Linked DNA regions of Mus musculus: regions 1, 3 and 4 are each linked to region 2. A link is a loop called in an ENCODE intact Hi-C map of the cell type or tissue named here. Cell type or tissue: left cerebral cortex. All regions are shown on one strand.

Region 1 (8,000 bases), 310 kb before region 2:
ACAATACTTGTCACCCACTTAGATATACATACCAAATAATACTATTTCATGTATATATATCAGAAGATTTACAATGTAGAACACTTGAAAACATGTGTGTGTGTAATTGATACCTGACAGAAAGTTTTGTCATTTGACATTGTTCGAGAATGAGTCAAAATGTACAAAGAGTGATCTCTTCACATTTATGCACATAAATTATGACTACAACCAGAGGCACAAAAATTATCATATGTACTTTTTACTTAAGGACAAAGCATCTCTTTTGAAAATGAGCCTGAGACTTCTACAGCAAGATTGCTACAGCTTTAAATGACATTTACCAAGTTTTTTAAAAGTGCTGTCTTGGACACCTTAGGGCACAATGTGTAATAATGTAGTTACTACAGAATGTTTGATTCATGGCCAAAGAGTGTTCAGAATCCAGAGATCAGATAAATTAGATTTTAATTGGTTTTCAAAGATTAATTGAATAAATAGATAAGGTAGACTTGATCAGAAATACATTAGTGTAATACAAACTGTTGGCTTTCTGTGACTCCTGCCTTAAGATCAGACAACTGCCCCTGGCAGACAGCGTCCTGGAGCAGTGCAGGAGGATTGCCATTAACAGGCAGGATGAACTGTGATATCTACTGTGGTCATACAACCTGGGCCATGGAAGAGCAGAGATGCATCTTGTATTCTCTTCCATAACTGTTTGCAAAGAGAGTCAAGTCTTGCTAAACCGATAGAATGCATGCATACTGAATACGTTACTGTTTCATTGGTGATTATTTTTAAACAAAAATCTGAAAGGCTGCCATACAGGTGATAATAGCTAAATGTGTTGAACACCTGATTAAACAAACAAGGATAGTTGAAGTTGCTTGCAGTATCTTTTTGTAATGTCTTATGCTAGAACTCTCTAAGCTTGTCATTTTCAAACTTTCCCTTTCCTTTATTTACCTAATCTGTTTACAGAATAGATGTGTTTAAGAAATTACTCTGTTCTTTCACTCTCTTCATTCTTTCTTTTCTCCCTCTCTCTTCCAGTCTTCCATACTAGGTCTCATTGCATAGCCCAGACTGGTCGTTAGTTCACTGTGCACATGGAGCAGGTATCAAACTGCAACAGTTCTCCGTCCTCTGCTCCATGAGTGCTGAGATAAAAGGTGGGAGCCACCATTCTCAGCCTCCTGATTCTTCTTGTAATGTGGTTATAAAATGCACGTATGGAGCTCATGTGCTAATTTTAGTAGCTCGGTTTCCAGCACCAGGCATAGTGTCCCTCTTGCTGAGTGGGCCTGATTTTTAATTATACAATAGTCTGAAGAGAGAGACTTTTCTTTGGGAATGTGGCTGCTGGGAGGTTGGTTATACCCCTGTGGATGAGCCTACATCCATTTGCACATGGCCAGGAGTAATTGAACTCAGTGAGAAATCAATAATAATAGCAATTTTAATTGCTATTATGATATGAAGTCAGGAGGAAGGCAGAGTTTGATGGATTCTGGGGGGTATTGGAGACAAGCAGTAAGAAATAGGTTTTAACAAAATCATTGCATACATGAATGAAATTTTCAAATAATAAGAAACCATTAAAGAAAGAGAACTCTTCCATTTCAAAGGAGCGTTTGTCCAGGAAATAAATGTGAATGCATTTGATATGTATTAGTGTATATTCCTCTTATAGCATACATTTACATTGGAGTTTTTTTTTATCCCACAGGAATGAGCTCTATACAGAGAGAATAAAGCCACAGTATGTCATTATAGACTATGCACCAAGGCATAGAGCCATAGTCCTGTGCTTCTCTGTTTCTGGACAATGAGGTGACTACCAAGTCACCTTGCACAGCTGCTGCAGGTCTCAGCACTGTCTCTGCGAATGACTTTTAGAGCCAAATTTTTTGCTACTATTGAAATTTTAACACAAGCTTCACTAACCTTTCTCAGTGTCACTAACCTTTTTGGGTTTTCCATAAAGCCTGTGTTTAAAAGTTATTCTTTCATGTGACTATCCTTGTATCACTATTTCTTTCAACTGTGAGCTGAACTTCAACTAGTTATAATATCTGCTAATCCTATACTGCTCTATTAATGAAGTTTTTGTTTGCTTAATTTCCAGTAATAAAGGTTTTATGTAGGACCTTGTTCATGCTTGACACACAATCTACTCCTCAGCCCCATCTCCAGCCTTCTTACCACTTCTTATTTTCATATAATGTCTCACTATATCGCCCACAGTGGCTTTGAACTCACTCTAGTTCACAAAGGCCCTGACTTTGGATTTCTCTTGGCACAGCATCCTAAGTTACTGAGTAAAGGGCTGTCCTACCACTTTTAGCCTGATTGATAAAACCAGGATGTTCAATCCCAGCACTTGGGAGGCAGAGGAAGGCGGATTTCTGAGTTCGAGGCCAGCCTGGTCTACAAAGTGAGTTCCAGGACAGCCAGGGCTACACAGAGAAACCCTGTCAAAAACAAACAAACAAACAAAAACAGGATGTTCACTCTGCATGTGCAGAGTGGTTTACTAAAATCTGACACGTTATCCAGGGACACCTACACGGCTGCTTCATGGGCAACGGGATGTCTGTAATGATGTCACTTCACTAGTAAGAGTCACATGAGGTAAACTGGCATACAGGTCTTGAATACTGGGGGATGTCTACTGCTAAACCCCACAGCAGACAGAGAAAACTGCCTTGTAAAACAAGCTGTAGACATTCTTGGCTCCCATGGTACAGTTTCTCAAATTAGAATTTTGTAGTAAAATGGTAGCATTGAGCATCACACCATTTATTTAGAGCCAAGCTCTGGGCAGAAGGTTTTTATATCGATCCTCTCATGTAACCATCACTCATCCAGAAGATAAAGGACAGTTACTAACGAACTCTCAGAGTTGAAGACCATGAGCATTAGAGAAGGCCATTGCCTCATCTAGTGTTGTGAAGCCAGCAAACACCTGCAGCAGACACTGGGGCTATGACAACTCCCTCTGACTGACACACAGAAATAGAAATCCCCAAACTAGGAAGGCAGTCTTTTGCCTCAGCTCCAGTAGATGGCAGAGTGATCCAGTAACCTGCACCACAGCCTTCAGGTCCAGTGCCTTGCCAGTTCCCGTCTTCTCCTCTCAGTTTTAAGACTCCCCTAAAAGGTTGTTCTCAAGTTCTCACAAGACCCTGAAAGGAACCCGGAGGGGGACCATTCAAACACTCATAGTACTGATAAGTGCAAAAATATAGGATTCATCACTAAACCATCAGGGTTTGACCCGGGAAGACAGATACCCTGAGAGTGGGAGTGAGATGACTAAGGAGGGCGTTGTGACAGTAACATACCTCCTATTAAACATTAGGGACCGCTTACCTAAGGCACTGCATCACGGAGGTGGTTGTCACATCTCCAGCAAAAGGGGGAGGCAGAATGAATTGGGAGTCCTCTCAGTCTGGCTAAGAGTCTTAATTGTTTTCTACTTTTGATTCCTCATGTAGCAAAATTGGGTGGAATGTGCTTTGAAAAGAATCTACCAGGACTGTTGAACTTGATACAGGAAGAACAACACAGTCTGGAAAAGGGAATAAGGTTTCATTGTGTCCTAGCCTCAGAGAAGTCCTTGAGAATGAACACATAGGTCACAAGACAGCTAGCCATTCAGAAGAGAAAGTTAAGAACAATGTGACTTCTCCTGCACACACAGCTGAGCAGAACAATCCATCCGGCCTGCAATTCAGTTACTAATAAGGGACACTTAAATGACTGTGATCTAGAGAGGCAGCAGTTTCTTTGTATCACACATAAAGAAACGCCCAGAGGCAAACATGGTCCTTCAGAGATGCTAGGGTACTGTCAGTATCCCAGGTTGCTTCCATCTGGCAGCTCTGACATCATGTCTATTCTGTGTTCTGTTTTGTTGTGCACCCCAAGTCCAGGTAGGAAAAGCTGGAACAAAGTCTCCGCACCTGCTGGTAAGGTTTCCTTCTGACATCATCTGGGGTTTCCTTACCTCATTGGCAGTTCTTGTGTGTAGAAAAGCACTAGTGTTTTGTGTTTCTTTTAATCTATACACACTACTTCCCCAAACAATGTAAGTTCTGAATAAATAAAGATGGTCCTGAAATTTGATGTATTTGAGGGTACCAGTGGCCTCTGCTACAGGTCTGCCAAGATTCTAAAATGGTTTCCAAAAGTCAAAGCGAGAAAATACTGCTATGGTTTACCTAATTAGCATACAGTATGCTGAAAGATAGTTGATAAGCTGTGTTACATAAATAGTATTGGTTATGATATAATCCATGTGAATGGTTGAGATTTTTGAGAGCAGATTTTCCCATTAATTAAATGCCAGGACTAATTTGTGATAAAATAAAATTCTGTAGCCTGAAATTGCTTGAAATAGAAGCCAATGAGACAGGAAATCAGCAAATAGCTATAACTGGTTTTCACATTTTAACTGGTATTTATAGGTTATATACAATAATGAGTTTTATTATGACATTTTTTATGTATTTTGGTCATTCCACTCCATACCTCTTTTGCCCTCCTGAATTCTTTCAGATCACCTTTCTCCTTCCAACCAGCACCCATCCATTACCAGCTCCTTACTTATTCTATTGTCTATATCCATCCATTACCAGCTCCTTACTTATTCTATTGTCGACCCACTGAGTTTCACTATAGTTGTAGACAAGAGCAGGGGTTTGAGAGGCAGGATTTACAGCAGCAGAGATATCCAACGAGTGGCTACACATTGAAGAAAATGGCTTCCTTCCCTCAGCAAGGAGAAACTGCACTTGAGTCCTCAAGGAAGATATGGCCTCACAAGCCCATAACTACATTCTGTGATGGTGTGTTAATGGGTCTACTCTTTGTGTGCCTTGGGATGATTTTCATAGACGCTGAGAGTTCTTATATAACAGCCATGTTCTGCCCATTAAGAAAATGGTCCATGACACCCTAGTTCCTGCTTTGGCTGATCTCTTCTTCTGTGATGTCTCAATAAAGGCAGATTTTGATTGATCACAGGAAAATACTTACTGACGTTCTCTCAGGTACTGGGCACTGTGCAGGGAGTTCAGGAGAAACAGGAACGAAAAACATATACCGTATAGTCTAATCATTAATTCAAAAACTTCTTAAAATCATGAAAATCAAAACATCTTATTTCATTTAATTAACAAAAATAATGAAGAGAATGCATACTTTACTCAATAAAATTATGTGAGGACATGATGTTAAGATGACAACTAAAACATTCTGAGAAAGCTTGGAGCTTTGTAGAGTTTTGTAGTGTCTACTCATTTACACATTCAATAAGCTATCAAATGGTTAGGTATACTGCTAAGACACTCTGGAGAGTTTATGGTATTACTGACCTGTGGCTCAGTGCCACTGATTGAGTTAATTCAATGCATTTATTCTTAAATTATTTGACTATTTCTCCATATGTATGAGAGTTTTGCCTATGAATATGTATAAGCATCATGCATGCATATATGCGGTGCCTTCAGAAGCCAAGGAAGGAGTTGAATCCACTAGATGTGGAATTACAAATGTTTGTAAGCTGCTACATGGATGCTAGGAATAAAACCTGTGTCATCTGGAAGAGGGTCTTCATCACTGAGCATCTCTCCAGCCTCTCAGAACCATAGACTTGGTGCCAAGAAATCTAAGTTTGGAAATTGGTTATAGCAGAGGGAAAAGCAAGTACATGCAAGTGTGTTGGAAACACACAAGCTACTGAAGCACACGAAGGACATTATCGGGGTGGAGAAGCATTCATCGTAAGTAACTGTCATGTTTAATAAGTAGAGAAGGAGAGAATGCTTTCCAATCAGAATGCAGACCTGTCCTGTACACTTCATTAAGTCTGGTAAACACTCACTAATGAGCATTCCTGAGCATATTCTTCATTTCAGCTCATGTGTTGGAATTCTCTTGCAGACACAGGCTTTGCCAGTCTTAGAAGGGCAAAGACCAATTGGAGTCACTTTATATTTCTAACTTTCCTCAAAAAGAAGTTTATTGGTTTGTTTAATTATTTGTATCTTTAAAATAATAGTACTCCACATAAGAACACATTAAAATTAACTGCATATTTTCTCATCTTCCAAACACAGCTGTTTTTTTAACATTTCCTGGAAATGTTTCTATTATTTTTCTATATAAACGTTTTATTTTATTATTCATTTTTGTCTAGAAGTAGATAACTTAGCTATCCATTTGAAAGCAGTAAAGCACTAGATTGTTTTTGGATTGCTTATTAAATTACATTCATTTACTTCTTTGAGTAACAATTTTATACTGCATAGGGTACTGAATCTTGCAGGTGTATTGCCAAGTCATACATCAGCTTATCTTCTTTGGTCTGAGAGAAATTAGTATATGTAGCCAACATATATTTGAGTACTCACTATTTCCCTATAATGGAGCAATGGGTACTAATGATCATGACAATTTGCCCAAGGAGACTCACTAGGGATACATAGAGGTTACTAGGCTATAGTTACTTTATTGCTACAGAGATTCACACAGAATGTTATAGGAGTAACTAAATTGTATCTAGGGAGCTAGGAGTGAAGCCATGATGAGAATACTTAACAGAAACAACACAAGGAAGGGAAGAAGGGTGGAAGGGTCTATTTTGACTCATAGTTTCAGAGGGTGTGTTTCCATAGTGGCTGGAAAGGCAGAGAGGAATGGTTCAGTCTTGGTGGTGAGATCAGACAGAGGGCTTCTTCATGTATGGCACCCAGTAAACAGAAGAGAGCTGGCTTTTTACCAGAGCTAAGTAAAACCTTCAAAGGCCTGCCCCTAGTTAGAAACCTCCCTCAACCACCTCCTCTAACTCCTGTGGTTCTACAACCTTCAAATGAGTGGCAAGTTCCTAGTGAGGAGAGAACAAATTCAGAAGAGGCTATTCTGTCCTTCCCTTTGGCTCAGGTTACTAAAACATTGGAGTGACAAATTCAATATTTTCCCAAGCATTCCAGGATGAAGGAAAGGATAAGCAAGAGTCTTAGTGCTGGCCAGAGGATAAACATACCTTCTAAGAAGAGATTTCACACAATTCTGACCCCTAATCAGACTACAACTGGGTACTGATGGCTGAATGATGGGTAGGGCAGCAGCTTGATCATGGATGCTTAGTTATTCATAACTCTTATCCCCTACTTAAATCTAAACCTCATGTTGATACCAAATATGTATTTTGGGTGTGATGACCAACTTGTTCTTCTTTTCAGTAGAATGGAATCCAGTACATTCACATTGAATTAATCTTTCTCTTCTCTTCACTTTTTAGTTTCTGTATTGGGAACTAATACCCTGTTGGGGCTCCAGAACTCAGGAGTTCACACATTTACATTTAGAGCTCTAGTTCTTATGCTGTATGTGGAGACTAATGTTCAGACTTTGAACCTTGTTCGTTTCAGACTCAAACTGCAACTAGAGACTAGGTGATATTTAGGATCATTTTTACTATGAATTTAAAGGCAATGGACATTCACAGGAAGTAAAATCACTAGGCATGACCAGGAACCTCTGCATCTCTCCAGTGGAATGTTGCCCTTGCAGATGATGGAAATTAGGGCTAGAGGAATTAATATTCACAATCACATAAGCAACAAGAGCCAAAAATAAGAGGTAGAATCAGGTGTCTTGACTCTACCTTGCCAAAGTGGAATATTGATGTGGATAAAGTCTACATTAAGCCTTTACTCTCCATTTCATATTTAACACCAAGCAAGGTAAATGATCAACACTTCACAGTGCTAGAAATATTCTGAGCCCCTTTGGCCCACGGTATTAGCACTGAGAGAGAAGAACTAAGAGTGTGTTGCTTTGAAGTGAACACTTAGTCTGTTATTTTCACTGATAATAGAAGTTACTTTTTAAATGGAATTTTCCTTCAATACCACATATCAAAACATATATCTAAATAGTATAAAGATGAATGCCTACTATATTCCAATATCAATTACTGGGAAACTTCAATTAGACAGAACCCCACA
Region 2 (8,000 bases):
TGTATGATTCTATCCACATGAAATGTTTAGAAAGGGAAAAGCAAGGAAGTAGAAGATGATAAAATTGCAAGGGAATGAAAACCATACAAATCGAGAGTGACTTTTATTTTCCATTCTCATCCCTCCTTGTGAAACAGCGATTCTGATCACCACATGTCCATTCAGAACCCACAAAATAGGACTATGTTTTCAGGCCACTTAACTTCCACATGCCCACTCATTGTGTCTCCATGATCTCCCAAAGTGAAGCAGAATTAATGTTGCAAGCTATGTTTGGACATAAGATGACTTTTTAAGTGGGTGCCTGAGATCAACATCTTTAGGATATCTCATAAATACCTCATGGTGGCCCGTGTTTGCCACTTCCAAAATCCCTAGGTTGCCACAACAGCATCTCTTGATTTCAGAAGACCTTCTCCAAATTGCTTGTTCTAGGTACTGCAGCAACACCTTCCAGTAGTTTCTTCTTTTTTTCCCTGTGGGAAACCTCAGGGCTCCTGTTTTCATTCTGAGGTTGAATGCAGGAAGAGGATATGAGAGTGATTAGTTGTTTTCTCTGCAGCAGCATGAATTACAGACATGGGATATATTTGAGAAAGGGAGCAAACTTAGCTTCCAGATTGTCCTGCTGATTAAGTATCTACTTATGAAAAATCAAGTCATCACGCACTGTTGTGCACCTTGCTGGTACTCTTGGCTGGGGCTTCCCATTCTTTTGCCTGTCTTCATGTCATTGTCCATTGTGAACTTTTTGTTTGAGAAACACTCCCTTTTCATTTTACATGTCACATCACACTTACTTCTGCACACCTTCTTTCTCAACCCTCTTCAACCTCCCACCCATTTGATGAGCTTAGAAAATCTTCTGCCTTTATTGTCTCTAGGATAACTCTATATATAAAGTATTGCCTGGAGAAGATAATGGATTCTTTCCCACCTTTGGTTTCCATTACATGTGTGAATGATGTACCTGTCCCATTGTTCTCTAAACCTTTGAAAGCAAGGTCATGCTTTCTCAATTTGTAGCACCTAGTGTGACTAGAGACCAACTGAAATGAATTGATGAAGATGACTTGTCCACTGACTGTGAGTATATAATGTGACATAAAATATATCAACATGATGGGCTGGAAAGGTGGCTAAGCAGTGCAGAGGACTGGTTGTTCTTAACTGCTACTGTTAACCTCAGGGTCTTCCAGAGGACCCTCGCTTGATCCACATAGTAACTCACAGCCATCTATAATTCTAGGCACAAAGGTTATAATACCTTCTTCTATTCTCTATGGGCATAAAGTGTACACGTAGTATATAGACATATACACACAGGCAAAATACCAATATACATGTTTTTAATTGAACACACACACAGGGAGGGGCTGGCTCAGTCAGTAAAGTACTTGGCAGAAAAGCATTTATACACAAATTTGATCTTCCTGAACTGCCAGCATGATTTTGTATTTCTGGAATCCCAGAACTGGGGAAATAAAGACAGTAGGGTTACAAGGGTTTGCTGGCCAACAAGTTTATCTGAGTCAGGTTGAGTAAAAGATCCTGTCTCATAACTAAGAAAGAAAGCATCAGAGGAAGACAACTGCTTATTTGTATTGACTTTGATGTGTATATGCACATACACATACCTGCACACATATACATGGATACATGCACACAGTATATGTGTTTATATTGTGCATATATATTTATACATAATACATGAGTAAATTACTATTAACCTGTAGAGAACATGGAAAGATGTTCTGGGGCCCTCTAAACTAGTAAACATGGGTGCTAAGGACAGTAACTGTTCTAACACCTTCTCCTGGTGAGAGACAGGTCCACAAGTAAACACGAACCTTGGGAAAGCCTTTAGAATTGAATGAATGTTGGGTCATCATGAAAATTCGAATGAATATAAAATAGAAGAGATTATGTAAAAGATGTAAACATAGGGAAAGTAGTAGAAATAACAGGCACCTGTTGGTTGTTTTAAAACTACTGAACTGACCCATAATAGGTTCACAGGCATCCACCAAACTTTAAACCAACATAATTATAAACAAAACATTTAATTCTATCTAGCGAGGCCCAGAGGTCCATATACTAAGTAGCATTCTGTTATAAGTAACTTTGTAAAGGACATTTACTATATATAATTAAAACAAGTCTATGCTCAGGTTTAGTAACAGATGTGAGAATGGTGTCAAGAATTTTGGTGAGGATACATGATACTAATTGAATGCTAGTGTGTTTTCAGAACGTGCAAAATGCCATAATTTTAACCCTACTTTAAAAACAGAAAGAGTGAACCATTCAGAACCAACAGATTTGGGTGTTGTTCATCCCATTCCACACAACTTGTGTACAGATCTCTAGAGCTTTTGTGTTTCAAAGTCCAGTCATCTTTCATTCCTTATGGGTCTGAAGGCCAATGGTCATGCAAACATGACAAAGAAAGCAGCACAAATGTTATCCCATGGTGTGTTTAACTTGCCCTTCCTGTGAAGCATGAATAGAATCTGTATGAGCCAGCTTCGAGTTCAGTGCACTGTAACACTATTGTATTTACTTAGTGGACACTGCATTTGAGGGCATAGGTACATGGGCCTAGGAAACTACTTTCTTAGTTAAGCAGCATCTCAAGGTCTGATCCAGATACTGGAATCCTCTCCTCGCTGTTGTTCCTATTTAGGCAAGAAAGAAAGAAAGAAAGAAAGAAAGAAAGAAAGAAAGAAAGAAAGAAAGAAAGAAAGAAGGAAGGAAGGAAGGAAGGAAGGAAGGAAGGAAGGAAGGAAGAAAAAAGCCCTCACAACCTGGTTTTCTTCCTTTGTTGAATGTCCCAAGGAAGGAACACTTACCCAAAGGTGAGAGAAACAGCAATCCACCCCCTCCTCATGACAGGAAAGCTCATGGTGATCACAACAAATCTACATCTGCTTTTAGAAAATTGCTTTGGAAAGTCATGTTGATCACAGTAACATTTTTTTGAGAAGCCACCGTTTTACAAAGGTGAAAAGAAGTTGGGAGCAAAAGAAAAAAAAAAATCACTTGTCATTTTTATTAACATTCTTTAATATTTAGCACAATTGTATTTTGTGAAGCCAGCTGTTAGAGGAAGCAGTGAACTACAGAGAAGATACCAGAATTTCTCTGTGGATAGTTCCTTTAGTCTCATTTTACAAACAGAAACTGGTGGTAACAGCTTTGCTTCCAAAATCTGCCAGTCGATAAAAGATTAAGGTAAAAACCAAAGTCTCCAAAGCCTCACCACACATAAACTAAGATAGCACAGCCTCGGGACTGGACCCGATTCCTCTGCCTGTTTCCAGAACTTGCTGTTATACAGTCTGCACAGACGGTGGAGTGCTTGGACAAGGAAGAAAGGGGAGGAAGCTTGGCAGAGCACCAGCTTGGAGAGTCTTTTTTTCTTTCTTTTTCTTTTTCTTTTTCTTTTTCTTTTCTTTTCTTTTCTTTTCTTTTCTTTTCTTTTCTCTTCTTTTCTCTTTCTTCCTTTTCTCCTTTCTTTTTCTTAATTTTTTTTTCCTTCAAAGAGCTCATTTGAGTAGAAAAATCAAAACAAAAGCACTCCTTCTGACTCTCTTATCTCTTTTCATCGCAGTTCCCGTGGGTTAGCAGTTCTGCATAAACATGTGGGCAGCTTGCTTTGGTATGTGTGGCTGGCTTTTGCTGGAGATCAGAACTGCTTGGCTATGGAGTCCAGAAATACAGTCACACAAGCTGGCAGATACAATACCACCATGGCTGTCAGCACTTGGAGGTTCACAAAAGCAACACATGCACTTCTGATGGCAAGACGTGGTTACCACTGAGCCAAAGGAGATTTTGTTCCCACCTTCCTCCAGAAGTCTCTAAGCTCACAGGAGATGAAGCAGGTATACGCTGCTTGAGGAGAGGAGTGCAGAGGATGGATGGATATGGAATCTGTTGAAAGAACCACTATATTAGACAATAATAATAATAATAATAATAATAATAAGAAGAAGAAGAAGAAGAAGAAGAAGAAGAAGAAGAAGAAGAAGAAGAAGCATGCACTGTAGGCTAGGCACAGAGTATCTGCTATGGTAAGTCCTGATGTGAGGTCTATGCAAGTTTCTAAGTATTGTGCTTGACTCTAGTGACAGACAGTTCTCTCTCCATCCATTTCTCTGCTAATTACTTTACATAACTCCTTCCTGTCCCTCTCTTCACTCTTTCTTGTGGTGATCTAGTGCTCTCTATTACTCCTCAAGTCTCTTTTTAGTTTCCACATCAGGACACCAACTGCCTCTTGTGCCAATTGGGCTTACCCTCATTCAGTTTTTATATACATGTCATGCACCTGCATTGCCAAAGGGACCCAAGAGAAGATTCATGTTGATTGAGCATTTGTTGCAGGCCAGCCTTTTAACAGAGCCAGTGCCAATACTTTCAGATAATTATCCTGAAGCAATAGCTGAGTGGTGGTGGTGAACACTTTTAATCCTAGCACTTGGGAGGCAAAAGCAGGTGGATCTCTGGGTTTGAGACTGGTCTAGTCTACAGAGTCTGTTTCAGGACAGCCAGGGCTACACAGAGAAACTCTGTCCCCTGTCAAAAGAAAAATACTGAAGCAGCTGCTTAGGTGGAACTTAGTAGCTTGGGTGAACTGAGCCTTCTCCTTTCTCTCCAGTGACCGCACAGTAAGGTGCAGGATCGGTGAACAGAAGGAATGTAAGACATGCCTGTGGCCCTCAGATGTCACATGGGGAGGTGGAACCACATTACTTCTGACAGCACTACCCTAAGACTCCAGACTTCCTCAACAACATTATCGCTCTCGATTGTAACTACATTATTGTGAAACAGACTGACAGGGGATTATATAATGAATTTCAAGGACAAGAAGACTGAGGTCCAAAACCTAAGCCAGCAACTCGAGGCAGGACCAAAGCCATCCATTAATTCTGTGTTCAACATTTCTTTAATTCATTCTGAAGGCTCTAGACATAAGCCGTGGGAAATGTTGAGTCCAGGCGAGCCTGATAAGACCATGTGTCCTCCTGGTTATAGCAACTCTCCACGTAATTTCTAAATCTCACTTTTTGTCATCAGAACCCATGGACCCCTTTGTTCTTCTCAAAACCTTGGTTGCTGACCTACCATGATGCTTATCCTTCCTGCGGTAATCCCCTCACCATGTCAATCACTGTAGGCAGTGTTCTCAGTGTGCTCAGACATTCCCCTCCTCATTATCACCATCTCCCGCTGAGAAAGACTGTTGACATTTTCCCTCAGTTCTCTGTTTCCCTGAAATTTTAATATCACATGTATATTGTATATCTGTTGATGTGCTATATGCATGGCTGTACCTTATACATAAAATAGAGGAAATTTTTGGTCAACCCACTTAAAAAAGGTGTTTGCACACTTGATGCAATTTTTCATGAGTTGGTAAAGCATAGCAGGGTTCATAACTATGAACTGATTTAAGGGGAAAAGAAAGAAAATATTTGAGACTCGTGATAGAATGAAGCAGGAGGGAAGAGGAAGGGAGGCAGAAAATAAGCAGCAGCAGCAACAAAAAGTCAACAAAGACTCAAAACATTGAACATCAAAGCTGTCCTCAATTCTCAAATGGTTAGTGTTTCCTCTGATAATATAGATTGTCTGTGTTGCTAATATTAATGTGTATACCTGTAGAAGAAAAATTATCTTAGTGTTCTCTTCCTCTGAACAAGGCACAATATAGGGCATGGCTTGAGACAGCTTCAGCCTTCAACATGTAGATGGAACATAAAAAGTTTCCTTTCATCATACATATTCATCTTTGTGAGAGTGACTAGATCTCTCAGGGTATTGGAACCTGCCCTTTGCAGAACTCTGGTGCATTCTCCTCTTTGCCAGCCAGAAAGTCATAGCATAAGAGAACGGGCTGGAAGTTGCCCTTTTCTCCCCTTCTGCGTTTACACTCTACACTTGGCTACTAAATCAGAGCTAGAAACAAAACCAGAATTCGCCACCAGCTCAGAAAGAAAGGATATCACAAGGAAAGCCATCTAGTCCAAGGTCTAAGAAAGAATTGGTGATGCTGTCCAGAGAACCTGCTTTGTAATACTCAACCTGCTTTTGAGAAGAAAGGCGTCTTCTCAGCTATGCTCTCCATCCTTCATTGCACTTGCTTGTTACAATCAAATTGGGATTTTTTTGCACACAAAGAAAAAACTTCTTAAATACACAGTTGTTGTCTAAAGATGGATATTTCTACTCAGTATCCTGGGGGGGGGGGGGTCCTGGGATAATTTGATATCACCATTATTAAGTAAAGCTGTAGGAGTTAGATGGTGAACTCTAGTTACTGATCTTTGTGGCAACTAGCAGTGGGTAACAGACAACTCACAATGGAGATAAATTTTGTTTTCTCAGTGAAAACTTTCATAAGCCGTGCTTCTGGGAGAAGTCACTAGGCTACAGTTCATGTAAAAGTGGGGAGAACAGTACTGAACCCATATGTGTGTGCATAATCCCATGCAATCTCGTGAATACTGTTGACATGTTGACATTTTCTATGGTGGACTATGCCTTTCAGTCCTGCCTGAGCATATTGGTAAAGGCAAGACAATTCTCAGACATTGGACTTGAGCTATCTTTTTTTTTTTTCTCCTTCTACCAGGGGCTTAGAATTTATGTCCTAAGGCTTGGAAGCAGGCTCCTTTACCCTCTCGCCAGTCCCCACCAGCTTTTACCTAATTTTCAGGCTGAGCCTGCTGAAAAGTATTCAGAACAAAAATAGATCCAGATTCATGGCAGAACTTAAATGAGAAAATATGCAGGACTGAACAGTTTGCTATCAACCACTAACATGTATATTTATGTGTATGTGATGTGTATATGTATCACTCCCAAGGGAGGGACCATCTTTTATAAATGAATCAGGAAAATATGGAGGCATCTTCATCTCACTCCCATGGTAAGTCTAGTTGAACTATGCCTCCAGGTTCCCTGGCTTTGTGCCTCACTTTCATAGGTGCAAACATTTCCATGTTAAATGGTTCTTTTTTCACTCCAACAAATATGTGCTTAATCTCTTGGAAAGAAACTACTGCTACCTGATTGAATGGGCTGAGCAACAGAACTAGAAGGGTAAAAGTTTGAGTTGTCTGTTATCTAAAAGCATTCTAACTAAAATGCCACACATCCCTTCATCCTCTGAGTGATGTTTGGTCTTTTTTGTTTATTTATGATTTTTGAAAGAGGATAAAAATGGGGCAGGGGAATCAGTATGATAAGCTCAGATAAAAATGACACTGGCAGTTAGAAAAAAAGAGTGAGTTCCAAGGAGGGACCATTCTTGTTAGAGTAAACAATTTAAAAGGGAAACTAACAAACAAACAAAACAAAGCAAAAGCAAAAACCAAATGTCCGTTGCTGGAAATAGAGATTTCTCTGAAAATGCCATCAAGATGGAACAGAGACACAAAATCACAGGCCACGTGGTTCTGCAGCTGAGGGACAAATGACAGGAATGCCTGGGCCAGCTGAAGACAGATTGTGGTATTGTTCCATTAATTGTGTGTAACTTGGCTTTTCTAGACCTTTCTGTGACAGACTAATCCAGCTTCCAAATGCTGCTGAGTCTTCTCCCTTTTGTTCGAGGCCGCCCACAGTATCTCTGCGCTGGAAATCCTGCCCCACACAGTTTCATATGTAGCATTTTTAATTGAAGATAGTCATGCTGGTGGGAAATGTTTAAAAAATACATGGTTTTCAAAGATGATGCTGGCTTAAGAAGGAAAAAGACGCATCTTCATATGAGCTCTGGTTTAAGCTCATAAACAATTGTTGAAGATGATAGACCTGGGTTGGTAAATGAAATGATCAAGGCATAATCACCTGGCCAGATATATGCCACCCTATCTATTTGGGTGCATGGGTTTTGAATATGAGACAAACTTCTCTAAGTTACCCCTGTCTCTCCTCATCCCCCTGTCAAGATTCTTATTCAAGCTGCCAGAATCTCTGAGTAGAAT
Region 3 (8,000 bases), 560 kb after region 2:
CTTCAAAAGGATTCATCCTAAATTTTTTTCCAGCTGGTCTTTCATATGCTAAGCCTACAGCTCTGCTACACAAGGTCTAATCTTCAGTTTTGAGACACTGTTGCCTTTGTTTGTTATTACATTTGAGGTGTTGGATGAAACTCAGAGGCCTTGCATGTTAGGCAAGTCCTCTACCACTGAGCTACATCTCCAGCCTGTCAGTTAGGATGGTGCAGAACACATTGCTGAACACATCACTTTCTCATGTTCTTGTTTCAAAACACTATAAATTGCAAGAAGAGAAGGTCTCATTTAGTCATGGAATTAAGAATGACGGCTAGAGATGAGCAGTGTGGGATCACAGGCCAAAAACAAGCAGTCACATTTTACTCCATATCACTCAGGGAATAAGAGCAAACAAAGAAAAGGGAAACTTTCAGAGTTGCCACCATGATGGCTAAGTGTTGTCATGTGGTATTCTTGGGTCGATAATCTTGGACTCTGTAGTCATATAGAGCTGAATATCACTACGTACTAAGCTGCATTTGGCAGTTCAAAAATTCCAAGGAAGGGAGAATCAGTTTTCTTTAAGTGGGTGATCTCCTGGTGGTCCTGCATTCAATGTCAGGCCCTGTACCAAGAGTATTTGGACAGCACAAATTGAACTCAATGGGATGCAAATGAATTAAGAACAAATGTAAAAGAAATTGAAGTTGAGAGGACTGGAAGTTGGGTGTATCTGGGAAGAGTTGAGGAGGGTATGAATATGTTCAAAATGTGTTGTATGATATTTTCAAGGAATTAATATGAGCATTATAAAATTAAAAATTAGAACCACTCATACTAACTACATTTTGCCAGCTGAAGATTCTAGTTCTACAGCATTGAATAAGGTAATTACTAATCTCAAAGTATTACTTGCTGAAGATTTGCCATTCTTAGGTGGTCTGGAATTTAAACTATCAAAACAAAACAAAACAAAAACCTAAAGGCCCCAAGAGTACTCTAACTATACATTGTACACTTGCGTTATTCCTGTTTATTGGTAGCAGACTCAATGAGGAGCTATTTGGGAAAATTGGGAGGACATTAAAATCATCGATTACAGTGACCGGTGACCATCTTTCAAGTGTCATTAAGCATCTTTGTATTCTCCTTTTAGATGCATCCAACCTTTTGACTTCAATATGACTTTGACATTGTTCATCTGGAGAACTCACCATCAAGAATCACACAATTGAGTTACCAAAAAAAAAAAAAAAATCAAAAAAGCACACAAGGTTTCTAGTAAATTTGTGATTCTGTGTAAAGCTGCATTCATAGCTACACTCAGCCTTGTGCAGCCCTGGGGCTGCTGGTTGGGCACCTCTGCTTGACAATTCTGTTAAATAACACTGATAAACTAATGCTACGGTTTGTGTTCATCTTAAGTTTTCAGCTTTCCAGATCAACAACTGACTCCTAATATTCTAGATCCAATATGAGCAACATCTAAGAATATCTAACTATGGCTAGAATTAGGTGCAGTGTGCTGATAACATTTATCCTGACTGCATATGACTTGTACGTTTTTTCAGTGGTGGGAAGAGGACAGGGAGGGTAGAGTGGTATAGAATGATGCAATCTGTTGCTGACTTCCAATATGGGCAGTACTTGTGCTCGGGCAAATCACCAAATGCACATTACCTGATATTCTCCTATGCACAGTAAAATACAATCCATCAGAATTAACAAGTCTTGAGGTTTATGATTATAATCTATGTGGGATTCCCATCCTTGCTCATATATCTAATTATCTTTCAGAATTATGTTTAGTTATGTAGTAGTTATTATGCAACTTCTATAATATTCAGACTCAGATATTTATAATTGATATTTTATTTTCCCCTAGGATATTAAATATTTAGTCTTTACTGTCAACATTATATAATATATTTACAATAATAATAATTGATTGCACTTGGCTAAATTCATTCAAAATTGTTTAAAGTGATTGTTCAATAGGATTCCACTGTCATTTTGGTTCAACCTAGGAAAGAAAAAAGTAAAATATTTATTAATATCCTAAGAATTCAGTAAGGCCATGAGATTAAAAAACACAAATTCCAATAATCGTCAGATACTGATATGTGGATCTACAGCCCCTTAATCTGTTTGACATCAGACAGGTTATTTTGAGAAGTAACAGCAGCCTGCCATGAGCACCCAGATTTCAGGGTTCAGGACCCACATAGTGAAAAGAAATACGCAGCACCCTCACATGTCCTCTGATCTCCACATGCATATGTCTCTGTGTTTTTCAAACAAACATAAACCACGTTTTAATAAAGAAACACCAACAATAGCAAATAATAGAAGACTTTAAAAAGGCAAAAGATTTAGCTCAGAGCTATACAAAAAAAAAAAAAAAATACCTGTAACCATGCACAAAAATACTTAAGTAATCCTTCATTATAGGTGAAAGTTAATAAAATAGGATAATATTTAAAGATTCCTAAAATCTAAGGTGTTTGAAGCATACTGTGTTGATGCGAGCATAGAAACTGAACAGTTTTGCTTTTTTTCCTGTGGCTACAAAAATATAAAACCATCATAGAAACACTTTGACAGTTAATTCCACTTTAAAGGACAAATTCTAAGGATGCACCTGCATAAAGGGGTACAGTTACGCATTTTAAAATTATTTGTAAAGGCACAGGATTAACAAATTCTAAGTCATAGGTTGGTAAATGGGTCATAGAGCATTCAGACAATACATTATTTTGCTATATAGTGAAATGAAAATCATCACGTGTTTTCACAGAACAGCCACAATGTTATATGGCTCATAGCAAAGTATATGTGAAAAGAGAACAGGTCCCGTGCACGATAACCTGCCAGAATATGGACTCAGCCGCACCGTAGTTGTGAGATCTGAAAGAAGCCTCCTAAGAAAAGGAAATTCCGTTCCTGGGTGAGCTGGGAATTTTTTTTCTTTCTTCTACTCTTTGCTATTATATTGTTTATATGTACTGCCTAACTACAATATGACTTACTATAAAATCTACAAGTTATGTGTGGATGGATGGATGACGTGGTTTGCTGGGTGCAGGTGCTTCCAGCCAAGCCTGATGATCTAAGTCAATTCCTGGAACTCGTGCAGGGAAGAAAGAAAAGAGAACCTACAGGTTGTACTCTCATCCCTGCACCCACATGGTGATATTATAGACACATGCACACAACCATACATACACAGAGAAATAGGAAAGGGGGGGCGGGGAGGGAAGGAGGAACAGAGTGAGACAGAGAGAAATAGAGAAAAAGACAAACAGGAAGACACATACATAAGATTATCTGGAAGTTCATAGGGTTGTATTTTATAGAAAGATGGCATCATGGGAAAGAAGCCATATTTGAAGTCTAAAGAAAGAAGGTAGCTAGTGAGGTAACCACAATCAGGAACAAAGCCAGAAGACTGCACACAAAGGAAGCTGGGAAGCTAAATCCAGGCACACCAACTGTCTGCCCCAGCATCAGCCAGTCTTATTTTAGGCAACATATATGACTGTCTCCAGGGTGTGATGCAGTCTGCCTTGGCAATTTGAAAATCATTGCTGTAATCTCCGAAAACCAAAGCACTAAAATCAATAGTGTTGACCGTATCTGATTAATCTACTTCCACTCACTGTCTACAAGCACAGCTGTGTTCGGACTAATTTTAGAGTCAGTTTTTTTTTTCATATAAAATACGCTATAGCACTTCAATATCTATGTAAATAAATGGAAGCTGTTCAGCTTGAATGAGAGGGTGGCAGAGTCTCCCCAGGGTATCTGTGTGAAGCTACATTTTCAAGCTTTCCTCTAAGCAGGCCACTCTCTATAGTCTTATTGGTGTGACTTGAATGTTTTGCTGTATGGAGGAGACAAAACAGAGTAAAAACAGATACAAGGTTTGGTGTGAGTAACATAAAGATTTTCTATTGATTAGTGAGAGATTCATGCTTCTGGGACTTTCATATGACAGTGGCCAAAAGTGACAATTCTCTAGTATTTTAGAGGGGTTTGGAAACTATTCTCATCTTGAGGTGTCTAACTCAATTGTGAAATCACTTAATGTGTGGCTTTAAGGTATGGAAGATATCTTTAAAGAAATCAAACTGTCCTATCTTTTGATGGTACTCCTGCCCAATGGGGCAGCTTGGTTTTTCTTTCTTATCAGCTCTGTGGATCCACTTGTTCCTCATCTTATGTACTCTGCATCTCAATATTGTGTAGATATCTCATTTAAATCTACAAATAATATCACTCATATGTTTATATATCAGCTATCTTCGCCTTCATATATGTCTGTGCATGTGCACACACACATGCATAATTTGTTATGTGTATGTATGCAGGAGAGAATAAGTAATTTTTTTTTCTCTGACCACGTTAAGGGTTCATGACTGGGACCTCCACAATAAAGGCCACATAGAAAAGTAATTTAAAGAGCTTTATATGGCTCAGAAAATTTCAAAATTGAAAAATGTGGATAAAAAGACATAGAAATACAGTCCCTTTTTGTCGCTCTCTCTCTGTCTGTCTCTGTCTCCTCAGTGCTGGGGCTGAAGGCATGGAGTTCCATGCCTGGATTTTTACATGAGTAGCAAAGATCTGAACCCAAGATCTCTGGGTTTACTGGTTGGTTTGTATTGTTGTTCTTCCTATGGGGCTGCAAACCCCTTCAGCTCCTTTGGTCCTTTCTCAATCTCCTCCATTAGGGACTTGGTATTCAATCAATGGTTGTTTGAGAGCATCCACCTCTGTATTTGTCAGGCACTGGCAGAGCCTCTTAAGAGAGAGCAGTATCAGACTCCTGTCAGCAAGCACTTGTAGGCATTCACAATAGTGTCTGGGTTTGGTGACTGATAGGATGGATCCCCAGGTGGGGCAGTCTCTGGATGGTCTTTCCTTCAGTCTCTGCTCCATATTTTATCTCTGTATCTCCTCCCATGGGTGATTTGTTCCCCCTTCTAAGAAAGACTGAGGTATCCACACTTTGGTGTTCCTTCTTCTTGAGTTTCATGTGGTCTGTGAATAGTATCTTGGATATTCTGAGCTTCTGGAATAGTATCCATGTATCAATGAGTGCATACCATGTGTGTTCTTTTGCAACTGGGTTACCTCCCTCAGGATGATATTTTCTAGTTCCATCAATTTGCCTAAGAATTGCCTATTTCGTGAATGCATTGTTTTTAAAAGCTTAGTAGTAGTATCCCATTGTGAAAATGTAGCACATTTTCTATATCCATTCCTCTGTTGAGGGACATCTGGGTTCTTTCCATCTTCTGGCTATTATAAATATGGTTATTATAATAAATAAAGTGGAACATTTGTCCTTATTACATGTTGCAGGATCTTCTGAGTATATGCCCAGGATTGATAGAAGCACCTAAGGATATGTTCAACATCCTTAGTCATCAGGGGAATGAAAATCAAAACAACCCTGAGATTACACCTTACATCAGTCAGAATGGCTAAGATCAACAACCCAATTGACAGAAGATGCTGGTGAAGATGTGGAGAAAGAGGAACACTTCTCCATTGCTGGTGGGATTGCAACTTAATTCAACCACTCCGGAAACCAGTTTGGCAGCTCATCAGAAAATTTATTGGTTATTTTATTATTTACATTTCAAATGTTATCTCCCGTCTCAGTTTTCCCTCTTCAATCCCCCTATCCCATCTTCCTGCCCCACTCTAACTCCTGCTACACCATCTTAATGTTCCCCTATACTGGGGCATCAAACCTCCATAGGACCAAGGGCCTCCCCTCCCATTTATGACAGAGAACACAATCCTCTGCGACATATGCAGCTGAAGCCAGGGGTGTACTCTTTATTTGGTGGTTTAGACCCTGGGAACTCTGGGGGAGTCTGGTTGGTTGACATTGTTGTTCTTCCTATGGGGTTTCAGACCCCTTCAACTCCTCCAGTCTTTCTCCTAACTCCTCTGTTGTGATCCCTATGCTCAGTCCGATGTTTGGCTGTGAGCATCCACATCTACATCTGTATTGGTTAGGCTCTGGCAGAGCCTCTCGGGGGACAGCTATACCAGGCTCCTGTCAGCAAGCTCTTCTTGGCATCAGCTGTAATGTCTAGGTTTGATGTCCACAGATGGGATGAATCCCTAGGTGGGACAGTCTCTGCATGGCCTTTCCTTTAACCCTGTATTTTTGAGAGAATCATCTGGATTATGTTTAGAGAGCAAAGAGCTTGGGCACATTACACAGTGTTAGAAACTTGAAAAGTTTTAATTTGTGGGGATTCTTCTTGGCTTCCTCGTCTCATCTTTATACAGATAGCACAGAACAACTGTGGCACAAGTCTTCAGTGGATTGGAGGGAGATATTGAAAGTACATGAACAACTCAAGGAAGAGAAGGTTTATACTGGCTCAGGTGATAGATAGAAGGCATGGGGCCACAAGCATGTGGCAGAGCTTGGGGAGTCTAATGCTCAAATGCCTACTTCACTGAGGCAGTTACTCGCACCCCCCCCCCAAATGTATAAAGCAATGTAAAGCTCCTTGTATAAGACAATACTAGATGGAAACTAAGTAGTCTTATGACATATGAGCCTGTGAAACACATTTTACTCCAACCATAAACATGACAACCGTCTTCTGCAGTGTTTAATTTTCTACAGGTTAAATTATTTACAATAGGCAAAGAATCATAGTCTCTGTATGATGTTCAGATCCAAAATGTGGCAAATAGCAAGTAAAACATATTATGCTATACTATATTATATACAAAAGAGATGTTATTTATATAAATTGTATATGTATCTTAATGCACATAGAGGAACAACTTCATGCTTCTTAAACTGTATAATCACAGTTATGCTTATATACAACACTCACTGAATTTCTGTGTTACATGTTCATCATTGAAAACATCATGATTAGTTCTTGGGCTGCAGGAGCCTAGGAAATCTGACACTTTGCTCAAACTCTTCACCATAAGCCAGCCTCAAAATGGGGAGTGTGTGGATGCTTACTTGGTGTTTATATGAATATTAACATTAATCAATGGATGCAAAGAGCCTGGTAGAATGATTACTTCATAAGATGTTAGAAATTGCAGCATCCTCTCCATCAACCTCTCTTTTCCTCTTTATTGATCAATGAAGTTTGCTCTTAATCAGAGCAGCAAAAATACTTTGTTTTCTACAGAAATATATGCATCTGTATCTTAGCATTTTGCTTATGCATACAAGGAAAAAATATATTAAAATAATTTAAAATATATTAATATATAAATATATAGTCATAGTAATACAAATTTAACTTATATATAAATTAATACATAATTTATATATAAATTAATACATGAATACATTAATTTATAAATGTTACAATATTATATAAATTAATGTATATATTGTATAAAATAAATATATACAGTAACTTAGTTACTTGCATTTTAGTTTACCAGTTGATCTCTTACAGTACTAATTTCAGTGAATAATGTTGTTCACATTATTTAAATAACGCATGATGTTCATACTCTCACACTTAACGCATCTCATTGAATGGACACACAAGAAAACACACATCCAAATACATTTTCAAATGTCACAGCTTACAATATGAGTTAGATACAACACACAGCTAAGCATGCATAATTACTTTCCAATTAGAAAATATTCTGGGTCTGTCATGATCGCTCATTGGGAGGAGGCATTTGCTCCAGTGAGTTGACTTTGATGGGACACATATGGGACAGATTTGATGGGAAAAGGAGAAAAGGGACTGCCACTAGTTGTCCCCAGATATCCCCACAGGAGTCCTGTGCCATGTGTGTACACTCACAATAAACAAACAAACAAACGTGTAATTAAAAGTTAGAAACCATTCTCAAACCAGGAACTATATAGGTATCTCTTACATAATACAGGATGTTGAGGATGGCCCTGGAGCTAATTATATTTGATATTAATTCCGTTCTCCTGTGAGAGGCTGAGGACAAGGAATGAGTCAGCACTCATGTGATTTCCTGTA
Region 4 (8,000 bases), 200 kb before region 2:
GTACTAGAAGAGACTTTCCCAAACTGAGGAACCTGACCACTGATGATCCCTGGTCTTCCAGTGCTGTGGGTAGGGTATGATGCAGGCAGGAACAATGACTATTAGGTGACAGGAATGATGTTTTGGGAAACTTTGTTTCCAGGTGGCAAATCTGAACATCTCAGTTATTAGCTGCCATCTGAATTGGAATGGGGGTGGGGAAAGTAATGGTAGAGTTCAGGAGAGCTATTTTTTCATAGTGTCTTTACTTTATTAATGATTCACGAGCATGCCTTTGGTTACATTTGACAATATCTGGAAAGTTAAATTTTCTTTCCAGGAGAAACTTTTCTGTATTAAGAGATCATATCTATCTTAGGCTTTCAATTTAGAACTACTCCAGCTAATCCATGCTAATGGTTATGTGCTACAGATGGAGGATTTGTAGACCAAATGCTAATTTTCATTGTACTGCCATTATTATTATTATTATTATTATTATTATTATTATTATTACTAAAGTTGCTAAATGAAGCTTGTATTATGTAATTTGAAAAACAGTAACAATTGAAATTGAAAGGATCCAACTTCCTTTTGTCTGGAAGATTTCCCATAGCTAGAACAGAGAAAACCTCAGGCTGGGAGTATAGTTTATGGCTTTCAAGATTTCTACTAATACCTGAGACCTGTCACCCATTCATTACTGGCATTTTTTTTTTTTGTCACTCCTGGTGGAGAACCACCTTTGCAAAGGTTTGAGTCCAGGGCAGATGTGTTCTCCCATACATTTCTGTGCAGATTATTTCAAGAGAATTGAGTATATCTCCCAGTAGTCTCCAAACTTGAATTTTTTTATTTCTTACCTTAGAAATCTAAGCTAGAGAATTCCAGGTGTAAATTTAAGATCTGTGCAAGACAAGCTTAATAGAAAAACTGTGTCTGCATTGTTGTGGCTAAACTCTCAAATGGTAATTGTTTAAATAAGTACAACAGTTAATGTTCAACTGTCAAGAGGCTGGACGGATAGATTATGGGTGGCTTCAAACCTACAGAGGACCAGAATCCTGAACCTCAGCAGACCTTCCGCCGTGTGAAATGAGATCTCTGCTCTGCTGAGAGCTTTCCTGCTGACCCTGTAGCTGACTAGATGAAGAAAAGGCATGAGAAAGGCATGCACATCCCTTCAAAGGAAGCCTTGACGTTGGACAAGTCATTTGCCTGCATTCCATTGCCAGAAGCTTAGCTGAGTAGGATGTTAAACTGTATCAATGCTTGACAAAATGGCCTTTATTTCAGGTGAACTTATTACCAACAAGGATCGGCAAAGAAACAATAATGTTAGGGTTCCACTGGCCATCTTATCAAGGAGCAAGTGTCTGTGAAGTATCTTAGAATGGGGCATTTACATCAATTTCATCTCCTCCCCCATGGCTTGGGGAACATTACAGAAGAAGGAGCAGAAGAAATGTAAGATCAGGAAAATGGAAGGTGTGCTGGGAAATTTTGTCTTCTGAACATGACAGAACTGTTGTATACAAATCTCACAGCATCTGTGGTTCCCTGTGAAGACTTACATAATATCAAGCAATCTAAATTCCAGCATGGTTGATGGAAGGATGCTTCGGCTCCAACCCTAGGTGATAAGATATTGGCAAGTGTTAGCTGCTAAAGGTTGCAAAGGCTCTTTTCTTTGGGGTGGTGACTCCTGGTAGGCTGCCAATACCCCAGTGGGTGCCACACATCTATGCACACATAGGCACATAATTGAACCAGTGGGTTTTACTTTCTTTACTGTCTTAGTCAGGGTTTCTATTCCTGCACAAACATCATGACCAAGAAGCAAGTTGGGGAGGAAAGGGTTTATTCAGCTTACACTTCCACATTGCTGTTCATCACCAAGGAAGTCAGGACTGGAACTCAAGTAAATCAGGAAGCAGGAGCTGATGCAGAATCCATGGATGGATGTTCTTTACTGGCTTGCTTCCCCTGGCTTGCGCAGCCTGCTCTCTTATAGAATCTAAGACTACCAGCCCAGAGATGGTCCCACCCAAAAGGGATCCTTCCCCCATTGATCACTAATTGAGAAAAATGCCCCACAGCTGGATCTCATGGAGGTACTTCCCCAGCTGAAGCTCCTTTCTCTGTGATAACTCCAGCCTGTGTCAAATTGACACTGAAAACCAGCCAGTGCATTTACTTTCTTTCCTTTTTTTTTTTCTTTTAAGAAGGAAAGATATGAAGTTGGGATGTGGATCTACTGTTGACATTAGGGTCTGCGAAGTTAAGGGAGATTTTGGGGGTGGATCTGTTCACAATACATTGCATACCTGTATAATATTTTAAGAGATTAAAAATTAGTTTTAAATATAAATCTATGGAATTATGAATGCCTTCAAATGGTGTCTATTGAAGAAAACTGAAACATGTCTGTTTTTTAAGGTTACCCTATTCAAATCAGTGCCAATATACCCAATTACTTCTCTAGTACGTACAGTAAACACAATCAGCTTGTTGGAAAACATGCTCATAATTGTCAATGAATCAGAAACGTAATGTTACTGGGAATGATTAATGATTTCTTCCCTTAATAATGAAGATGGTTTGGGATATTAAATGTTAGCTTACAGAGAAAATCTCTGAGGTTCTAGAGTGGTCTTTCATTGTCTTGTTGACATTAACAATGATATCCTTTTTCCTTCCACTTTGCTTCTCAGCTAGGAGCATACAGTGCTCCAATTTCCTTTGGTCCAGAGCCCACAAGTAGCCTCTGTAGTATGTGTTAAGGACTTGGGAAGAATTGAGGGACAATTGTGAAGAAATGAGAGAGCCCCACTTGTCTTTTGTTTCTGGGTCATTGACTATTCTCTGGCATCTCTCCATGAACAGACAAAGAGGGGAGACTAAGATTTGGAGCTTTCTGTCAAGTCTCAAGAAAATAATATTTTAACAAGATTATTGTGTATTTGTCTTGTGTGTTTTATGTTGTCTACAGTCTTTTTATGCCTTGAGCTTCAAAAGGATCACTCTACAGAAAGAGTAGGTGTCCTCTTGGCTTTAAAGGGAGAAGAACACAACTGGAATGAACATAACCATTTGTACTGAAAAGGAAGAATACCTAGCTAGGCAATATAAACAAAACAGCATAAACGTTCCCACATAGATATTTATTAGTATTTTTAATTGGTAAGTCCAGCGAGTGATCTCTTATTGGCAACTGTTTGATGCTAGCATGTGTAAGTGTTTCCTTACCCTTTTTAACATCTGCTTTATAGATTCTCTTTAGAACTGTTGTAGAATGCGTGATCTTCTTGCCATTCTTTAAAATGAGTTATTGCAAGAGAGGATTGGAGCACTGCATTTTATCAAAGGTAGCCAGGGTGGCTTTCCTCATACTTTCTGAATACTGGTTACTAAATCCACCATACAGAAAGTAAAACTAAAGGCTAGAAGCCTAGAAGCCAGTTCAAGATTATGCTAAAGGTGGTGAGGGGGCCAAAGGGCAATGCCTTAAGGTTTTGAGCCAGGACTTTCCACCGAATAATACAGCTCTACTGTTTCGATCTTTTCAGTTATCTTTTGAGTGGTTCAGAAACACTTAAGATTATTTCTGTTCTGCAGGAGTTCTGTACACTCAGCAAGCCTTTTTTACTCTCAGGCTTAAGAACAATTTTACCTTTGAACTACACCATAACTTCCACCAAGCTGCTCTGTGAGGGAACTGAATTCTTGGGAACTGTTTGGGGAGATGTTATTTTAAGTACCATAGAAACTCAGACTATTATAACTGGGGTAGAGGGCTTTCAACTCAACTCCATCTGGGCACAAGTAAAACCCAACTACAGAGGTGCACAGACCACCCATTACAACACAAGGCCCAGCTCTTGGGTTCTCTCCATGCTTATCAAGACAGTTCTCCATGAATATATTAGGGGAAACTTTCTGATGAAGAAATGTATTTCAAGCAACTTTTCAAGCTTTCAAGTATTCATAATGCCTACAAAGGATATGTAGTTAGCATTTCTGCAGCCTTTTAGTGGGCAATTGTCTTTTTTGTTTACTGTTAGTATTTTACTCTCTATTATCATGATAAGGGTATATTTAAAGTATGTTCGAAGCATCTTCAAAACACAGGATCTATGCTGTTCTGAGGTCCACCCTTGTACTTAAAAATGTCATCTTATCAGCTCAGCACATTTGAATAGAAGCAGGATTCTATTGCTTGTTGGCTGATACTCTCTTTTCTGTCACATGGAAGATATCCTCCTTACCAACACCAACTTCTTCTATCCTGAATTCAGTGAGACTCTTTTACAGAGCAGATGTTTATCTCACCTAGAACATAAGGGAAAGCAAGTGCTCTTAACATCCTGGCACAAAAAACAATTTCTAGACTCAAATCTTTATCTATGAATAAGAGTACGGGCTCCTCATTTTTCAAGGTTTGGACTCTCAAAATTTATGTCAATGTCATCTTAGTCCTCCTACATACCTTGATTCCTTGCTAAATGCCAAGTTCACAAGCATTTTCTGGAGTCTCCCAGCATGTCAAGGAATATTTTAGTTGCTTGGTTACCAACAAGCTGTTAGGATGGTGGGTCTGGATCACTGGCTCATAACGGTTCTGAAAGAATCTGAGCCATTTCTACCCATCACATCTGAGCCTATCTTTAAATAAACTTCCTAGAATCAAGATGATCATGGCACCCACACAAGTTGCATCTCTTTTTGTATCCATGGCAACACACTTGCTCTCTCGCCCACCCCACCCTGCTTTCAATCATTACCAAACTACTGACTTAATAACCTGACAAACTTACATGGTAGGGATTTCTTTCCTCAAGGCCAAAAATCTTGATTAATTCAGTGTGGCCCTGCTTAGCATTTAGGAAAAAGTAATTTCTCTTATGTGTTTTCAGCGTCAGTCATCACTTTTTAAAACCTCAATCAATCAATTCATTGATCACTTAGGGGAAGGAAAGAGTTAAGCTGCTTTTATATTGAGTGGATAAATGCTACTTTCTCCTGTAGTCTAGGATCCTCAACCTTGGCCAGCACACATGGAGATAGAGCAGGAAAAAGTCACAACCAGGGACTATGTTAACATGTTCCACTTCAGGTGCTGGAGAGATGGCTCAGTAATTAAGAGCTCTTGCTCTTGCAGAGGTCCTGGGTCTAATTACCAGCCCCCACATGTCAACTCAAAACTGTTTACAACTGCAGTTTCTGGGAATCTGTTGCCCTCTTCTGACCCCTGCAGGCACTGCATGAACATAGAAAACTTTTATGAGATACAGGGATGATACATGGATGATGGATGATGGATGATACATGGGTCAAGATCTGTAAACACGTGCACTAGGCTCCACATTCTAAAATCATGCAGACCTGAAGATAACCCTGGAAATACTGGTGGAAGTGACAAAGGACCTAGTAGCAACTCTGTCCCCTTTTGACATCCCACCCTGGTGCTAAGAGATGATGTTACATCCCAGAGCAGAAACAGTTTTCATTCTTGCTGTTCTGCTGCAGAGAGCAATGCCATTCAGAGGCATGTGTTCTTTCTTTCTTTCTTTCTTTCTTTGTTTCTTTCTTTCTCTCTCTCTCTCTCTCTCTCTCTCTTTCTCTCTTTCTCTCTTTCTCTCTTTCTCTCTTTCTCTCTTTCTCTCTTTCTCTCTTTCTCTCTCTCTCTCTCTCTTTCTCTCTTTCTCTCTCTCTCTCTCTTTCTCTCTCTTTCTCTCTCTTTCTCTCTTTCTCTCTTTCTCTCTTTCTTTCTCTCTTTCTTTCTTTCTTTCTTTCTTTCTTTCTTTCTTTTATTGGATATTTTATTTATTTACATTTCAAGTGTTATCCCCTTTCCCAATTCTACCCCAGAAACCCTGTATCCCATCACCCCTCCTTCTGGTTCTATGAGGGTGTACCCCCTTTCACCCATTCCCGCCTCCCTGCCCTCAAATTCCCCTACACTGGGGCATCAACCCTTCACAGGAGAAAAGCCCTCTTCTCCCATTGATGCCAGACAAGACCATCCTCTGCTACATATGTGGTTGGAGCCATGGGTCCCTCCATGTGTACTCCTTGGTTGGTGGTTTAGATCCTGGGAGCTCTGTTTGTTTGGTTGATATTGTTGTTCCTCCTAAGGGGTTGTAAACTACTTCAGTTCCTTCAGTTCTTTCTCTAACTCCTCCATTGGGGACCTCATGATCAGTTCAATGGTTGGCTGTGAGCATCATCTCTGTATTTATATGTCAGGCTCTGGCAGAGGCTCTCAGGAGACAGCTGTATCAGGCTCCTGCCAGCATACACTTCTTTGCATCCACACTGATGTCTGCATGTGGTGACTGAGTCAGTGCCCTGAGCAGACCTCGGGTGCTAGTTCCACACCTAATCCCACAACACCCAGGGGAAGCTTGACTCCTAAGGGCATATGTGTCTTGCCATGCTCATGCCTGCTTCTCTCACTCAGATCTTATCATCGTAATCCTATGTCCACACTGTGAGAAAAGATGCATTCCTTTTTGCTTATTCTTACTTTTTAATCCTCCACAGTAGAGATTTTGAATGTTCTGTCTCATTTCCCTCTCTGTGACTCAGAATGTATTTTGTTTGCCTAATGGTATGATAGGTAAATAATTACTTCATGTGGTATATATGGTGGCGTGTTACCTAATTCTTCAGTTTATTTAAAAGTCTCTTATTCCCATTGAGTGTTCAGAAGTGTTGAGTACTTACTTCTCACAACTGAGTAACTCTGATCTTCTAACCTTTGATTGAAGGAAGCTAATTTGTGTGAAGTTATGAGTTCTAACCTCACAGAACAAGTCGTTCAAAGATGTAGAGAGTTGTACCTTTACATCTTCTGGGGACAATTCTAAATGGCTGTCCTAGCTGAGAACACCCCTCAAGCCTCGCTTTTCCTCTCACAGCTCAGTCTCTTCTATTTGTCCCCTCATCTCTTCCCACCTAATAGAAAGAACATGAGATCTTTTCCAGCAGAACTCCATCTAAGCATCTGTTTCCCAGGTAACCAACCCTAAGTCATGGCATATCTATTAGTTAACACTTTAAATTATCTATTAGAGAGTATTTAATGGCATAGAAAAATGGTTATGTTAATGAGTTAGATACAAAAATAAGGAGCAAAATCATGCATGCATTCTGTTCCTGATTATGTAAGAATATTCATGATAAGGGAGAATACGAGCACAAAAGAATAGATACATCCACGCATATGTGTTCCTCTTCAGAAGGAATTACTCCTAAAATAGAACTGCCTCCTCTAGAATTTTGTTTCAATTTTTTTGTAAATATTCTACAATGAGCATATGATTGTTGATTTGAAAACCCAATTAAGCTATTTAAGAGTAAAATTAGATAATATTATTAATCAAATTCTCAGAAAAAAGAACACAAAACTATTATTCAAGTTAATGTATACAATTACAATCTACTTAACTCATTCTTAAGAGAACAAAGCAAAAACTTCAACTTCACCACGTAGTTCTCTGCTCCATGTCCCTGATCATCCTTATCTTTGCTTGAGGCCTTAGAAGTTATCACCTCCCTTTGTGTGCAGCAGTATTTCGTTACTTTTAAATTCACCTATACTCTTAACCTTCAGATTTTTAATTATGCTCATTATTTTACACTGAGTGTTCTATAGCTCATATCTTCATGATTGAACTACACCTTGCATTTGGTATATATTTATTGGGCTTTACTAAATGGATGAATAAAGTAAGGTTGAGGGTAGAAGTTGAAAGGATCAAGAATTTAACCAGGTGAGCTGGGGAGATGGCTCATGGGTAAAGCAAGGACCTGTGCAAGCATGAGTTACTGAGTTTGATCCCAGATCTACATAAGAGTTAAATGTTACAGCACAATTATCTGAAATCCCTGCAATCCTACAAGGATATGGGAGGCAGAAGTTCTGTTGAGCTGATAGTGTTAATGCTCATTGGAGCATTATATTTGGATAAGAACACTGGGCACCTGAACTAAAAAAGCAAATTCTTCCCCTCCAC

Evidence for each region. Peaks named below come from ENCODE experiments on the same cell type or tissue, not always from the same donor. Only the 100,000 strongest peaks of a DNase experiment are listed, where the experiment ranks them.
Region 1: a loop joins it to region 2, with 4 times the contacts of the local background. A loop is called at or near these places in 7 of 42 quality-filtered maps.
Region 3: it touches region 2 in a loop (3.0-fold over the local background); 2 of 42 quality-filtered maps call a loop at or near these places.
Region 4: it touches region 2 in a loop (2.0-fold over the local background); 2 of 42 quality-filtered maps call a loop at or near these places.

What each region holds. Positions count from the first base shown.
Region 1 is chr6:77,567,868-77,575,867 of GRCm38, reverse strand. All of the region lies in intron 8 of Ctnna2 (catenin (cadherin associated protein), alpha 2), which reads left to right. Among named protein-coding and RNA genes, the nearest start is that of Gm38837, 33 kb to the left of the region's middle. In left cerebral cortex, a CTCF peak has its summit at 3,045 (motif pointing right); DNase peaks (open chromatin) are centred at 1,210 and 3,047.
Region 2 is chr6:77,253,248-77,261,247 of GRCm38, reverse strand. All of the region lies in intron 8 of Ctnna2 (catenin (cadherin associated protein), alpha 2), which reads left to right. It also overlaps a transcript of Lrrtm1 not described here. Among named protein-coding and RNA genes, the nearest start is that of Lrrtm1, 15 kb to the right of the region's middle. In left cerebral cortex, a CTCF peak has its summit at 3,340; DNase peaks (open chromatin) are centred at 3,327, 3,697 and 7,609; H3K27ac peaks cover 313 bases.
Region 3 is chr6:76,692,842-76,700,841 of GRCm38, reverse strand. It overlaps Gm38836 (a long non-coding RNA gene), which reads left to right. Exons shown (of 3, transcript XR_869184.1): 2 at 2,783-2,932; 3 at 5,353-5,390. Among named protein-coding and RNA genes, the nearest start is that of Gm38836, 15 kb to the left of the region's middle. In left cerebral cortex, no CTCF peak of the experiment used is centred here; DNase peaks (open chromatin) are centred at 3,106 and 3,480; H3K27ac peaks cover 598 bases.
Region 4 is chr6:77,454,735-77,462,734 of GRCm38, reverse strand. All of the region lies in intron 8 of Ctnna2 (catenin (cadherin associated protein), alpha 2), which reads left to right. Among named protein-coding and RNA genes, the nearest start is that of 6330415B21Rik, 76 kb to the right of the region's middle. In left cerebral cortex, no CTCF peak of the experiment used is centred here; a DNase peak (open chromatin) is centred at 4,605; H3K27ac peaks cover 507 bases.